Regions from separate parts of the Homo sapiens genome. Here region 2 is linked to region 1. A link is an interaction called in ENCODE POLR2A ChIA-PET data of the cell type or tissue named here. Cell type or tissue: A673. All regions are shown on one strand. Links, peaks and the distances in the headings refer to the core of each region. The heading gives the core; the rest is flanking DNA.

Region 1 (2,905 bases), core at 115-2,614:
GCCACAGACCCTGGTTAAAATTGGAGAGTCCCCCCAAGTGGATCATGTAAATGATTCTGGATGTTTCTAAAGATTTTTTCCCTTAGGAATCAAGGACTTCTTGCCATGCTCCTACCCACATTGTGCTGGGAAGGAGAGGCACGCTGAGGAGGAGGTAGGGTTGGTAACAGGGCTGTCTTTTTCCTGTAGTCCTAGGTGACGCGGGAAAGAGGAGAAATTAAATCCATAGGACTGCCTGAGCTTTTGGAGGGAGAGATACTGGTGAGGGGAAAGGAGAAGACTTTTTAAAACTTGAGGCCTGGCCTCTCTGAATCTGTTGTGAGCCAGTTTCTGAACTGAAAGAACCTTCAGAGCTTCCACATCATCTGCCCTTTTTCCAGATGTGTGATGGTATCTGCTGTTTCCACGACTCCACTCCTCCCCTCTGACTCAGGCCAGCCAGCTCCTGGGCTCCAGCACAAACCCCTGGCCCCAGTGTCCAGAGCTTAGGCATCTTTCCTTCCTCCATACCCCGCCCCTAACTTCAGGGTTCCCTCCCTCGGCTGCGTGGTTGGCAGTTTTGTGGGTCTGAGGTTGAGAAAATATCTGGCCTCCTGAATCTCCGCCTCTGCCCCACTCCCTGCCTCCAGCAAGATCTCAGCTGAGCTGGGGGAGTTGTGCAGGATCAAGAAGTAAGCCAGAGCCAGCCCAGTAGGGGCCAACCTTCACTCTACTCTAAAAGCTGCTGGCCCACAGGTACCCACACTGGGTTACTTTTACCTCCTCAGTCACTAGATCTGGGGCTTTTTGTTCAAACCACTTCTTGCCTGAGCTAGGGATGACTCTTGTAGTTTGGATGAGTTAAATTAGCTGGATCTTCCCATCTGCCACGTAACCAAAGCCACGATGGCACTGTGGGTGGACCTCTTTAGACAGCCCCCAAAGTGGGCAAAGTGGCTGGTTGCTGAGGGCAAGGGTACTTGGCTTTTTCCCCCACAGACTCTTCATTCTTGAAGTCATCACTGAACAGTTCTGATTCTAGGATAGGATAGCTCTTGCCCAGGTCCCCTAGCCCCGGTATTCCTAAAGACTCAGGAGCTCCACCTCAGGGTGAGGGAGGCCCCTTGAATGTTCTCTCCCTGTGCTTTTAGTGCTGGGTCTCCCAGCCTTGACCTGCCAGTGACTTCTTCATCTGCTCCCTCAGGTTAAAGAGGAGGACAAAACTCTGCCAAAGCCTGGCTCTCCTGGCAAGGAGGAAGGGGCTGTAAGTGCATCCTTGAGTTCTCCGAGGCATGCGTGTGTGTGTGCGGGCATGTGTGTGTGCATGCGTGCATGTGTGTGTGCGTGTGTGTGTTTGCCCCTGCACCCACTAGCCCTGGACTAGCCTGTGAGACAGCTCCATGGAGTAGGTGGGGATTGCAGGGGGCCCCTTCCTGTGTGGCTCAGCTGAAGAGAATTCTAGTAAAGGGGAAGAAAGTACGGTGTATGTGATGCCAGCTTCAGGTGTGTGAAGGAGATGGCCAAGGTGCTTTGGGGACCTCCCCTAACCTCCTCCCCAATCCCCTTAAGTTGCCTCCCTTTGGTTCTGGTTTCCTGAACCCTTTGGGCCTGGAGAGGCTTGGGTGGGCAAACTCTTAGGTCAGGGAGCGTCGAATGAGAGCTCAGCTGTTGGGATTCTTCAGCCTGCTCTGGGTGGCACAAGGCAAAGGCATGGAGGGACTTCACTGTAGTCGCTGCTGTCTCTTCCAAGACCCTGTCAGCTGCTTGGTGCAGGTGACCTGGAGGCAGGCTCCAGCTACTCACTGCCTCCAGCCCCAGCGCATTGGGATAGAGACCCTGAATAAACCTGGACTCTCCTAAGGCAAGAATAGCCTTAGGTTTCTGAATAGCCAAGTCCAAAGATGTGTAGTTAGGAGAGGGCAGCTGGTAGCACAGGGGGCAGGAGTGCCCAGGGCTCTGGGGCAGAGCTGGATCACAACACATATTCTTACTTCATTACCCCAGATGGTGCCTGTCCTGGCTCCCTGCACTTCCTTGGTCAGTTTGATTAGCCAGGCACTGTGGCTTCCACCTGATCTGCAAACAATCCTGGAAAGCCAGCCTGTGATTTGAAAGGGTTGTGTGTGTGTGTGTGTGTGTGTGTGTGTGTGTGTGTGTGTGTGTGTGTGTGTGGGAGAGGCCTCAGAGTTGCCCAGAATTTATTTTATTTTATTTTTTTTGCAAAAACTACATGTAAAGTGCTTGGAAGAGTGCCATGGCCCATAGTGAGTACTGTGTAAGTCTTACCAATTACTATCATCATCATTGTCATCATTTTCTTTTCTTTTTTTTTTTTTTTTTTTTTTTTGAGACAGGGTTTTACTCTGTCACCCAGGCTGGAATGCAGTGGTGCCATCTCAGCTCATTGCAACCTCTGCCTCCCAGGCTCAAGCCATCCTCCCACCTCAGCCTCCTGAGTAGCGTAGCTGGGACTATAGGCACACACCATCAAGCCTGGCTACTTTTTGTATTTTTTGTAGAAACAGTTTCACCATGTTGCCCAGGCTGGTGTTGAACTCCTGAGTTCAAGCAGTCTCCCTGCCTTGGCCTCGCAAAGTGCTAGGATTACAGGCGTGAGCCACCACACCTGGCCCATCGTCATCATCTTAATGATGGAAGGGGGATGGGAGGAAAGCCAGAAGAGGGAGGGGAGGAGTGTAGGATCCAGTGGCTAGGGCCACTGGCCAACTCTGCAGTGCCCTGGCATGCCATTGAGCACTCTTGGCCTAAGAGGTTGAGGAAGAGGCACCTTCAAGCCCTTACTCTCTCTATCCCTTCAGCGGAGCCAACCTGTAACCAGGGCCTAGATTAAGGCCCTTGGCTCAGCTCTGCTCAAAAGGTGGAGCAACTTCTCCTTGTGGCATCCAGAGGCAGCAGCTCCCAGGTG
Region 2 (2,905 bases), core at 277-2,776, 150 kb after region 1:
ACACATCAGAGCTGCTATGGTCTCCTGAACAGAACGTAGGCCATCTGCTGCTTCCTCATGCCTGCCAATCTATGGAGTGGGTGTGAGCCTCTGGAATGACAGCCCCACCACCAGACGTGCGGAGGAAGCGACCTTCTCCTTGCAAACTCTGTGATCTCACCCCGGCTGTGTTTCCCTTCAAGTCCTCATGCAGCCATTTTGAGAGCTGTAAGGATCAGAAATATCCTCCCAGGCTTCTCAGAGCTGGCAAAATTCTGTATGAGCTGAATCTGGAGCCAGCATTCATTGACCTTTTCTTGGCAGTTAAGGATCTGGGGAGCCGAATGGGCCACAAGCAGAATATGCATCATCTCTCCAGCTATGTGGTTGAATAAGTCAACACAATCAATAGCAGAGCAATCTGTACCTCAGACCAGAGATAGCAAATCAGTTTCATCCCCCAGAGCCAATCTCATTGATTGGTAGTGGCTGCCTGAATAACATTGTGAGAGGGAAGTTGCTAAGGACCAGGTGGCCTTAGCAAGAAATAACCAAAATTGATTAGCAATGCCTGCCATGGATTAGGGAGTGGGTGGGTAGCATGCTAGATTTCCATTCTACACCTGTTTTTCACCCTGCCCTAGATGGAACCTGATTAGTGTCACCAGAAAGATTAAGGGAACTCAGGGGGACATATCAAATAGAGACGGGATGTAATATTATCTCAGTCAATCCTAAAAAGGAAACCCAATTTTACAGATGAGAAAACTGAGCTTCAGAGAGTTTGGGTTATTTGCCTGAGGGCACACAGCCCTAGAGTAGTGGATCTGGGATTTGAAGTTATGTCTGCCTAGCTCCAGAACTTGGCTCTTCCCACTCTACTCATATTACTGCTCTAGAAGGACCATAAAAACAGAAATGAGTACAAAAGAAATGATTTCCTGAGAACGGAGAGAAACTACTGGGCCCCTAACAAAGAAGTCATGCACCCATGGTCGGGTGCGGTGGCTCATGCTGTAATCCCTAGGAGGCTGAGGTGAGAGGATTGCTTGAGCCCAGGAGTTTGAGACCAGCCCAGACAACATAGTGAGATCTCCATCTCTACAAAAATTCTAAAAATTAGCCAGGCATGGTGGCATGCACCTGTAGTCCCAGCTACTAGAAGTGGGGGTGTGGGGACTGTGGCTGAGGTGGGAGGATCGCTTGAACCTGGGAGGTTGAGGCTGCAGTGGAGCCATGATCACACCACTGCATTGCAGCCCGGGCCACACAGCGAGACACTGTCTCAAAACCAACAAACAAAAAAAGAAGTCATGCAACCATGAGGAAATCTAAAATAAAATCCCAAATATGTGACGCATTTCCTGAGGCTAATGACCAGCAGGTTCACTGAGAACAGGAAATGAACTTGAATGCCCTATCATCTCAGACAGGAAAGACACTGTGGTGGGAGACACACTTACGGTTTTCATCTCAATTCAACTGGTCGCGTGACTTTGAGCAAGTCACTTCCTTTCTCTGGCCTATTTCCTCACTAGTAAAATAAGGCCTCTGCTCTTCATTAGGGATGGCAAATATTTGTCATGTCAGTCTGAGGTGTCAGGTGTGACCTCGTGGAGTGCTGTGTTGAGGAGGATTCTGAGGCTGAACCTGAGAACAGTAGGAAATAGTGCACGGATGGGCTAGAAATGCCTGCCTCTGGTGCTGGAGGAGAAAGAGTATCTCATGTGCCACCCTTGAAGTATGTAATAGCACCTCACTTCCAGTTCACAAATTCTGTAGTTCCGTGATTCTCAGCAGTGAGCACGCTCCTCAGGGCTGTCTGTCAAAAGAGAGCGGGCCCCCCCACTACTCGAGTTGGGCGTGATGCTGCTCTCTGGAGCAGGGGGAGAACCTCTGACCATCCCTTATTATTTCAGGACTCTCTTTAGAGGCCCCAACCGTGGGGAAAGGACAAGCCCCAGGCATCGAGGAGACAGATGGCGAGCTGACAGCAGCCCCCACACCTGAGCAGCCAGAACGAGGCGTCCACTTTGTCACAACAGCCCCCACCTTGAAGCTGCTCAACCACCACCCGCTGCTTGAGGAATTCCTACAAGAGGGGCTGGAAAAGGGAGATGAGGAGCTGAGGCCAGCACTGCCCTTCCAGCCTGACCCACCTGCACCCTTCACCCCAAGTCCCCTTCCCCGCCTGGCCAACCAGGACAGCCGCCCTGTCTTTACCAGCCCCACTCCAGCCATGGCTGCGGTACCCACTCAGCCCCAGTCCAAGGAGGGACCCTGGAGTCCGGAGTCAGAGTCCCCTATGCTTCGAATCACAGCTCCCCTACCTCCAGGGCCCAGCATGGCAGTGCCCACCCTAGGCCCAGGGGAGATAGCCAGCACTACACCCCCCAGCAGAGCCTGGACACCAACCCAAGAGGGTCCTGGAGACATGGGAAGGCCGTGGGTTGCAGAGGTTGTGTCCCAGGGCGCAGGGATCGGGATCCAGGGGACCATCACCTCCTCCACAGCTTCAGGAGATGATGAGGAGACCACCACTACCACCACCATCATCACCACCACCATCACCACAGTCCAGACACCAGGTCAGCTACCTGCTGGCTTGCAGATGTGGAAATGGGGATGGGGGAGGCTGCGGGGCCCCTAAAAGCCTGTCTCTGACACTGTGCCAGCCTGCCCTGCCCTTTGGCACCAAGGGCCAGCCTGCAGGAGGCATGTAGATTGGACCCAGATAGACCTGAGCTCAAATCCTGATTCTTCAGCCAAGTACAGTGGCTCATGCCTGTAATCCCAGCACTTTGGGAGGCAGAGGCCAGTGGATCATCTGAGGTCAGGAGTTCAAGACCCTCCTGGCCAACATGGCGAAACACCATCTCTACTAAAAATACAAAAATGAGCCGGGCATGGTGGTGGGCACCTGTAA

Evidence for each region. ChIA-PET counts read pairs that join two places held together with the same protein. Peaks named below come from ENCODE experiments on the same cell type or tissue, not always from the same donor. Only the 100,000 strongest peaks of a DNase experiment are listed, where the experiment ranks them.
Region 2: POLR2A ChIA-PET joins it to region 1 with 17 read pairs; 3 of 35 experiments call an interaction of 5 or more read pairs at or near these places.

What each region holds. Positions count from the first base shown.
Region 1 is chr17:29,129,721-29,132,625 of GRCh38, reverse strand. The region is part of intron 2 of MYO18A (myosin XVIIIA); the gene reads left to right. Among named protein-coding and RNA genes, the nearest start is that of MYO18A, 49 kb to the left of the region's middle. In A673, for the core only: no CTCF peak of the experiment used is centred there; no DNase peak of the experiment used is centred there.
Region 2 is chr17:28,981,033-28,983,937 of GRCh38, reverse strand. It overlaps SEZ6 (seizure related 6 homolog), which reads left to right. Exons shown (of 17, transcript NM_178860.5): 2 at 1,899-2,567. The region is part of intron 1 of LOC105371716 (a long non-coding RNA gene); the gene reads right to left. Among named protein-coding and RNA genes, the nearest start is that of SEZ6, 24 kb to the left of the region's middle. RefSeq lists an enhancer at 1,062-1,111. In A673, for the core only: no CTCF peak of the experiment used is centred there; DNase peaks (open chromatin) are centred at 447, 907 and 1,417; H3K27ac peaks cover 2,500 bases.